Linked DNA regions of Homo sapiens: region 2 is linked to region 1. Evidence: chromatin contacts called from ENCODE Hi-C data. All regions are on one chromosome and are shown on one strand. Each heading gives the region's core, a stretch centred on a gene start or an enhancer-like site at or near the end of the contact. The rest is flanking DNA. Distances are from core to core; before and after follow the strand shown. Region 1 holds the start of LUNAR1 (leukemia-associated non-coding IGF1R activator RNA 1). Region 2 holds the start of TTC23-AS1 (TTC23 antisense RNA 1).

Evidence for each region. Hi-C counts contacts between places; a loop is a spot of excess contacts on that map. Pooled maps may share reads with other maps.
Region 2: a map of transverse colon shows a loop between it and region 1 (11-fold over the local background). The contact joins the promoter of TTC23-AS1 here to the promoter of LUNAR1 in region 1. A Hi-C loop is called at or near these places in 1 of 168 maps with a recorded cell type or tissue (transverse colon) and 1 of 50 pooled maps.

The regions. Positions count from the first base shown.
Region 1 is chr15:99,012,533-99,016,770 of GRCh38, reverse strand. It overlaps LUNAR1 (leukemia-associated non-coding IGF1R activator RNA 1), which reads right to left and starts at 2,067. Exons shown (of 4, transcript NR_126487.1): 1 at 1,958-2,067. RefSeq lists enhancers at 879-1,008, 718-1,493, 1,859-1,958 and silencers at 1,199-1,258, 1,329-1,398, 1,619-1,698.
Region 2 is chr15:99,137,495-99,141,732 of GRCh38, reverse strand. TTC23-AS1 (TTC23 antisense RNA 1) reads right to left here and starts at 2,416. Exons shown (of 2, transcript NR_186223.1): 1 at 694-2,416. It overlaps TTC23 (tetratricopeptide repeat domain 23), which reads left to right. Exons shown (of 14, transcript NM_001288615.3): 13 at 2,334-2,416; 14 at 3,606-4,238. The coding sequence ends at 3,723. It also overlaps a transcript of SYNM not described here.

The DNA.
Region 1 (4,238 bases), core at 818-3,317:
ACTCACAGGCCTAGGGGCAGGGAGGAGCTTCTGGGAGCACCTCGGTGTAATACTGCTCTACAATAAGCCCCTAAGTGGGCAGAATCTCCTCTATTTTGTAGATGAGGAAGATGAGATTCAAAGAGCAAATCACTTTTTTTCCTCGTCCTAGTTCTCCAACATGTAAACTGGAAACAGTACTTGCCATCCACAACCGTGAAACCCAACTTTCTAGAAAGAAGCATAGAGAAAACAATCAAAAAAGAAATAGTATCTCCCCTTCCAAAACGAAAGACAAAAAACCTTTCTCGGCCGAGCATGGTGGCTCAGGCCCATAATCCCAGCACTTTGCGAGGCCTAGGCGGGCGGATCACTTGAGGTCAGGAGTTCGAAACCAGCCTGGCCAACAAGGTGAAACCCCGTTTCGACTAAAAATACAAAAATTAGCCGGGCATGGTGACGGGCGCCTGTAGAAGCAGCTACTCGAGGGGCTCAGGCAGGAGAATTGCTTCAACCCGGGAGGGGGTGGGGGCGGGGCGGAGGTTTCAGTGAGATGAGATTGCGCCTTTGCACTCCAGCCTGGGTGACAGAGACTCTGTCTCAAAACAAACACACAAATAAACAAAAAACCCTTTCTCAATCTCTAGGCCAACTAAAACGTCCACGAAAAATGTAACTAATCCATACAATTGGCTAATCGCTACCTTCCCTCCTTAACTCGCCTAAAATCAGCAGAAAAGCAACTCTAAGTCACAGCTTTTAGAGCAAGTCATAAAAGAGCGTAAATCGCCTCTAAAGTTGCCTTCCAAGAAAAGGTAGAGGAGCCTTTATGAGATTTTTTGTTCCCTACCGAGACGTGTGGCGGGAGAAAGTGGCCAGTCTGCGGCTGAGCTGCTGCTGGGGAGGGCGGGCCACCTGCGGCCAGGGCGCCTAACGGGTCGGACTGGACGTGTAGGGGCCGGAACAGCCGGTCACCGCGCCCTCCTTCCCTCGGGAAACGGGTCTCATTCTCACACCCGGCCCCGCCACATGTCCCCACAAGGAGAAGGGAAGGGGCAGGAGGTAAAGAGGCACTTTCTCAGCATCCAAGGGCGCTACTCTTGCTCCTATCCGAGCACCTCAGGGGCTGGTGGGCTTTGGGGTGTTTTGTTTCACGTGCTTTCAGATTCAGAAGGTGCACCCGCTCTGCCTGGTTTTCTGGAGATAGGGCCAAGCATGGCACCCCCTGGGGCCCGGGAAGCGACAGGCTCGGGGACGCGCGCGCTCCAGGGCCAGAAATGGCACGAAGCCCGGGCTCCGGCGACCCCGACCCGCTCCACCTCTGCGCCCCCGACCACAGCCGAGGCGTCCCGGCGCAGGGAAGGTGGCGGGGGCGGAAGGGGCGCTGGCAGTAACCCGAGCGGCCGTAAAGAATTCTCCCCCACTGTGCGGTTCCCATTTCACAGACAAGACAGCGGAGACCCTGGGAAGGCAGGGACTTCCCCACGCTCCCGCGCCTGGGAAGCAAGCCCGGGTCAGTCCCGGCGCCCGGTGTCCCCGGGGGACCTCCGAGAGAAGCCGTGACCGAGGCCGGGCGCCGAGGCCGGGGCGCGCGTGGAGTTGATGCTGGCAGTGCCTCTTCCGGCTCCCCCGAGCATTTCCTCCCCCTTCTTCCCGGGAGGGACTTAAACGCTCCCGAGGGTGAGTGCGGGGGCCCCGCCGGCCCCGCACTCGACGTCCAGGCCCCCCGCTCGCCGGTCCGCCGCTGCAGTTCAGTCCCGAGGCAACAACAGGTGCGCGGCTCGCCGCACCCCGGCGCCGGCTCCGGGGAAAGTTTCCCTGGCCGCCGCGCGCTGTTTACGGGATCCTGTTGCAGCGCGCGGGCCCGGGGCTTTCCGGCAGGTCGAGCCATTGAAACCCGAGACGCGGGGAGGAGCTGTCGCTGCGCTCCGGGAGGAACGAGGGCGGCCCTGGGCCTGGCCAGAGCGGCTCCCCTTACCTGTGACTCAACAGGCGGCCTCAGCCTCCATCCTCGGGCTAGGCTGGCGCCGCGCCCCGCCCCGGAGGCTGTCCCTGTGCCCCTGGCGTCCTCCTCCCTCTCCCATTCCTCCCCAGGGGCTGCCCCCGTTCCCCGCTCCCCGGCCCCTTCCCCTCCCCCAGGGTCACCACCCAACAGTCTTCCCAGCTACCAACCCCTGGCTCCCCAGAGAGTTTGCAAAGATTGTGGGCTCCACCTTCCCACCTGATTCGCCACCCCAGGAGAATTTACTATTTCTCTTTCATTTGTGGGGAGAAGACACCGTTAACGCCCCCACCCCCCGCTCACACGCCCACCCTCGCCGGTGCCCCGGGCCTGAACGCGGCACATGTCAACCCCCTCCCACGCCCCTTCACACTTCTATTATTTCTGTTTCTTTGGACAAGAATCATTTGCGTTAACCTTTTTTGAAAACGTTCAAGTTTCACTCCAGTAAGCTTCCTAGAAGGAAGGAGGAGGTGAGGGAGGAGAGAGAAGGAAGAGGAGGAGGAGGAGGCTTTGGCTGCAGCGGCGGCGGGGGCGGCTTTTGAGGAGGCTGCGGCGGAGGCGGTTTTGGCGACTTTGGCGGCGAAAATTTAGACAGTTGAAAAATAGGCCAAAGCACACTGAACCTGCAGGACATCCCGTAATCTTTTCTGCCCATTTCAAAGTCTTTCCCTGTCCTCACCCAACTATTACAGGCCGCTTTTGCTGAAACCTGACAATGTCATTTAGTAAATGTTCAGCTAGTATTCATTTGAAATAGAAATAACCAACAGCAGGTAATTTCTTCTTGGCCTGTTTCTGCGTGTTATCCAAGGGGAGGTGGAATACAGTGGTGGTTTTAAAATGCCAGCAGCCTAGGAACCCAAAGGCCTCAGCAGCCTGGCACCTCCCCACCCCCCTGCGGCTCTTAGGGGCCGAAAGATTGAGGGTCGTGATCAACTCAGTATACCACTGGAGGCCACGTGAGTAAGCAGCAAACTGTTTCTCATGAGAGCAGGGTGTTGGCAAACTGACAACCTGTGTCTGCCGCCCAGAAGGACTGCTGAGGGCAGTCACCACCCAGGTGCAAGTGTTTAGGATTAGACACAACTGAAGCCTGTTAGTAATGAGAACTTGTGATAATCAAACAGCTGACCAGTCTTAGGGCCTCCTCCCTGCTCATTCTCCCAATGAATGCGAAGGGCTGTGGAAGCTCGGGGGGCTGCCTTCGCTCACTAGAAGCAGGGAGCTCCCTTCTTCCCGGTTTCCCCTTCCTTTAAAACAGATTTCTTTAATCATTTCTACGTTTGTCCTTTCGTTCAGTCCTGTAATGACGGTCTCAAGTAGTAACAATAACTGTCGTAGTGACGGTCTCAAGTAGTAACGGTAATAACTGTCATAGTGACGGTCTCAAGTAGTAATTGTGGCAGTCAGCCACAGGCACACAGGACTAAAGGTTCATTAATGTCTGCTGTAAAAATGTAGAATATATTTCTTCAAGGTCTGAAGTATACATTTTTTGATGTACGTTTTTGTTACATTTTTTAAAGTTCTCTTGTTTTTAAAAAATAACATGTATAGGGCCGGGCGCGGTGGCTCATGCCTGTAATCCCAGCACTTTGGGAGGCCGAGGCGGGCGGATCACGAGGTCAGGAGATCGAGACCATCCTGGCTAACACGGTGAAACCCCGTCTCTACTAAAAATACAAAAAAAATTAGCCGGGCGTGGTGGCGGGCGCCTGTAGTCCCCGCTACTCCGGAGGCTGAGGCAGGAGAAGGGTGTGAACCCGGAAGGCGGAGCTTGCAGTGAGCCAAGATCGCGCCACTGCACCCCAGCCTGGTCAACAGAGCGAGACTCTGTCTCAAAAAAAAAAAAAAATTACATGTATAGAGCTTGAACAGTTCTTTTAAAATATGTATGTGTGTGTGTGTGTATACAGTATATATAAAGAATAATGAACTGAAAAGTTCCCTGCTTCTCATTCAACTCCTATATCCAAAGTCAGTATTAGTCAAATACCTCCTCTTTTCCTTTTAGTTTCTGAGTTTTGCGTCTCGCATGAGTATTTTGAAACTACTCCAAAACTAGAAAATAATTCTTCTAAATTTACTTCCAGTATTTTTACTGTCTTGATTTTCAGATTTGAATTTTAATCCAATCATAATTTACTGACCTATATGGCATAAGGAATGGATCTAGCTATATCTCATGGTTCCCACACCATTAAATGGTATATTCTTTCCGCTACTAATTTGAATTATCTCTTTAACTATATAT
Region 2 (4,238 bases), core at 1,167-3,666, 120 kb before region 1:
GCTTATAAAGACAAAGGCATTTGGCTGCTTGCATTTTAATTTTCTTGAAGACCTAAAAATGGTTGGCAGATCAGAATGAATAAACAGGCTTCAGTAGTAAGTCCCCAAACCCTCACACTTTTTTTTACTCAAGCTATTTATGTAGCACAATTCATCCGATTTTTAAAAAATATATTATGAAACATTTGTTATGCAGAAAAGTATGGATAACATAACAAAGACCTTTGAACTCACCATTCAGTATAAGAAATAAAACATGACCCATCCAGTTGAAGTCCCCTCTATACCTACCCCATCCCCAGATAACTACTTTTTTAAATTTGATATCATTCCCATGCTCTTCTTATTTTACTATGGTTTTGTTTTGCATGTTTTAAAACTTCATATTAAATTATAATACATATTATATGCATTCATCTGTCGTTTTCTTTTTCCCCTTGACTTTGTAATCATGAGATTCATCTATGTGGTTATATATACACATACATATATCAAACATTTATATATCACATACATATATAATATATACATATCACAGTTTACATATTCATTACTAAATATTGCTAAATTGTTTTACAAAGGGGCTATACCAGTTTGAATACCCACTATCAATATATAAAAGAATTCTTGTTGCTTTGTATCTTTAACAAAACTTGGTAGTTTTTGCAGTCTGGTGGGTGAAATGGTACCTACCTCATTGAGGTTTTAGTTTGTATTTCTGGTTGTTAATGAGATTAAGCATGTTTATTTCATCAGATTTCAACTCTTTGAATAATCTGTTTATATCTTTTGAGTGTTATTCTATTGAGAGGTTTTGGTTTGGTTTGGTATTTCTCATTACCTTATAGGAATTCTTCATGTATTCTGAATGTTAAACCTTTCTCATTTCTGTGCACTGCAAGAATCTTTCCTCAGCGTGGCTTGTCTTTCTACTTTGCTTATGGTGAATTTTGGTGCACAAATATTTTAGGTTTTCACATAGTTACATTTTATCAGTCTTTCACTTTTGCTTTGTCTAGATCTTGTCTAAGAAATACTTCCCTACCTCAAGATCGTATTTTCCGGTCAGGCATGGTGGCTCACTCCTATAATCCCCGCACTTTGGGAGGCCAAGGCAGGTGGATCACCTGCAGTCAGGAGTTTGAGACCAGCCTGGCCAACATGGTGAAACCTCATCTCTACTAAAAATGCAAAAATTAGCTGAGTGTGGTGGCGGGCACCTGTAATCTCAGCTACTCGGGAGGCTGAGGCAGGAAAATCACATGAACCCAGGAGGTGGAGGTTGCAGTGAGCCAAAATCACCCCACTTGCACTCCAGTCTGGGCGACAGAGTGAGACTCCATCAAAAAATATATATATATATATTTTCCAGTATTTTCATCTAAAAGCTCCAAGTTTTGCATTTCACACTTAGTCCTTCAAATCTTTCTTGAGCTTAATATTTGTGTTTGATTTGGGGTAGTGATCCATTTTCTTCCATTTGGAAAACCAGCGGTCCCAGTACCCATTTATTGACTAGCCCACCTCTTCCTCACCAATCCCGCAAGGCCATTTCTGTCATCTGTCAAGGCTTGGGCTCTCTGCCCTGTTCCACTGGTCTTTTTGTCTACCCCGGGTGACAAACATGCTGTCTTAATTACTTTATTTAAAAAAATAAAAGGGTCTTTGGCATTCAGTAAAGCAAGTTCCTCCACCTCTCCACCTCATTCTTTCTCAAAATTATTTTGGCCATTTTGGGCACAACTTTAATCTTTCTCCTCTCCTTGATTTGCCCTAGCCTACTACAAGCAATCAAATGGCAAGACTTAAAGTAAGCAGAAGGGAGAAATCAAGCCAAAGCCAGCCCTGGGTAGTCCATAAGCTGAATATTTGGTTCCTAATAACTAAGACATTGCTGTGTAGTCAAGAGTATAGACAGCCTATATATTAATAAAAGTAGAGTATGTGTTTACAAAAAAAACAAAACTATTTTTTTAAATCTTTTCCAGGCTATAACAAGGGCCACATTTAAAAATAGAAACTGGAGCCCATCCTCTGGTCAGTACCAAGGTTCTTGCCTTTATTTTTAAAAATACTACTTTTAAATCTATTTTTTGCATACAGATAGTCACAGAGAGTTTTGTGAAATAGTGCTAAAACTGTTCACTTTTGCCTAGATCCCTCAGAACATCCAAACCAAAGGTCAGTCACTAGGAGACATCCCAGGAGCATGCTAATTCCATCACAGCAGGGCCTAAGAATGAGGTCATCTTTCTCTCATTCAAGGGAGACCTTAGTTTCCTGCTCTCAGCGACACTTCCATAGCCTCATGATAGCTGCTTGGTGTTCTACAGTGTCTCCAGATCCAGACCCTCTTATATGGACCGCAGGACAAAAGGACTCTGGCCACCCAGCAGGCCATGGGCATGCTGTCCACGTGAGTTGGCGTCCCTCACACTTTCTCTATCTCATTCCCTTTCCATTCAGAATCTCAAGAGAAAGCTGGTTCTAGAAGGTTCTGTGTAACCTTCTCTGGAATGTTTTGCTGACTTCCCATAACTTGCATAAAGGACAAGTTCCTTTGAAACCCGAGTTGTAAAAGATCTTCCTTGCCCAGGTATTTAAAAATAATTCATCCTTTAAGTCAGAAATATATGCTGGATGTTGTCTTCCTGCAGACCAGCCCCTGCAGGCTAAGGCACCTGCTGCAGGGGGAGGGCCCCGGGAATCCCTGTGGCCTCCTGCAGCCCTGCTTCCGGCTTCCCTCTGCCCTCGGATGCCCGTCAGGACTGGAGCCGGAAGGTTCACTGACTGACCTTAAAGGCTGGCCCCTACGTCCTTTCTCAGCCCGAGCAGAGGCCCAGCGCTCTGCCGTGGAGGGCCTACCTCACAGAGCCTGGTCCGCAGAGAGCAGCCCCAGGGCTGCCTGAGTCTGCTCAGGGAAACAGGGCCACAGCCCGGAGCAGACACAACCTGGCCAGCAGGGCGCCATCCCCTTTGAGGGCAGGGAAGGCGAGCCAGGGAGGCCTCCAGTGCAACCCTGACCATCCTCCTCACCCATGTCCTGCTCACCAAGCCAGCTAAGGGTTGAGGGCCTCAGCTCAGTGAGGATGGTCACAGGTGATTTTAAAAGATGGGAGGGGCCAGGCGAGGTGACTCATGCCTATAATCCCAGCACCTTGGGAGGCCGAGGCGGTGGATCACTTGAGGCCAGGAGTTTGAGACCAGACTGGCCAACATGGCAAAACTTCGTCTCTACTAAAAATACAAAAATTAGCTGGGCGTGGTGGCATGTGCCTGTAATCCTGGCTACTCGGGAGACTGAGGCATGAGAGTTGCTTGAACCTGGGAGGCGGAAGTTGCAGGGAGCCGAGATGGGGCCACTGCACTCCAGCCTGGGTGACAGAGTGAGACTCTGTCTGAAAAAAAAAAAATTAAAAAAATAAAAGATGGGAGGAAAACATCTCATGTTTTATGCTCTGTGCTACAATTCTCCTCTCATTTATAGCCCCTACCAAGTCTTCTCATAAATGGGTCTGGGCACCTGCTGGGCAGCAAAGGCTGGATGGGAACGGTGTGGGGGGCTGAGGGGCACCACACTCACCCCACCCTCTGCTTGTCTGCAGGGCCCCCAAGGTTGCTTCGAAGCCAAGGCAGGCATCAAAAGCCAAAGTGGCCTTCTGCACCAGCATCCCTCAGGACACCCTGCTGGGGAAGGCCCGGCCCGGCACAACAGCAGACTGAGGCCCCCACCCTGAAAAAGCCTAGGACATTCCTGGGCACTGTCATTTAGGGTGCTGTACAAATCACCTCCGCCTAGAAAATGGAATTCAACAGTCAGGATACAGATTTCCAAGGCCAACTGTTGGCCCCAACATGCAACAGTGAGACCATAAGCCTCCCGTGGGCCACATTTTGACAGTGGATGCCCTTCAGGGTGATATATGCTATAAAGCAGTTTTCTATCACCTAAGTGGTTTTTCTTGCCAACAAGAATTTTTACCCATCAGCACTACTGTGGCTGAAAAACTTCTCTTCAACAGTTCAGTGCGCCCTGTGCAGGAGTCAGCCCGGCATCTGCTTGTACACACAGCTCCTTGCATAGGTGTGGAGTTAGATCTGGACAGTGAACTTCAGGAAGTCCTTTCTTATAGGAGGCTAATAGGGATTGAGAATAACATGAGAAGAAAACGCTAATAAAGGGAAACCTGAACACGCTGCTGTCAGCATGTGTTTTCAAAGTGCAGCCTGCCTCAGAG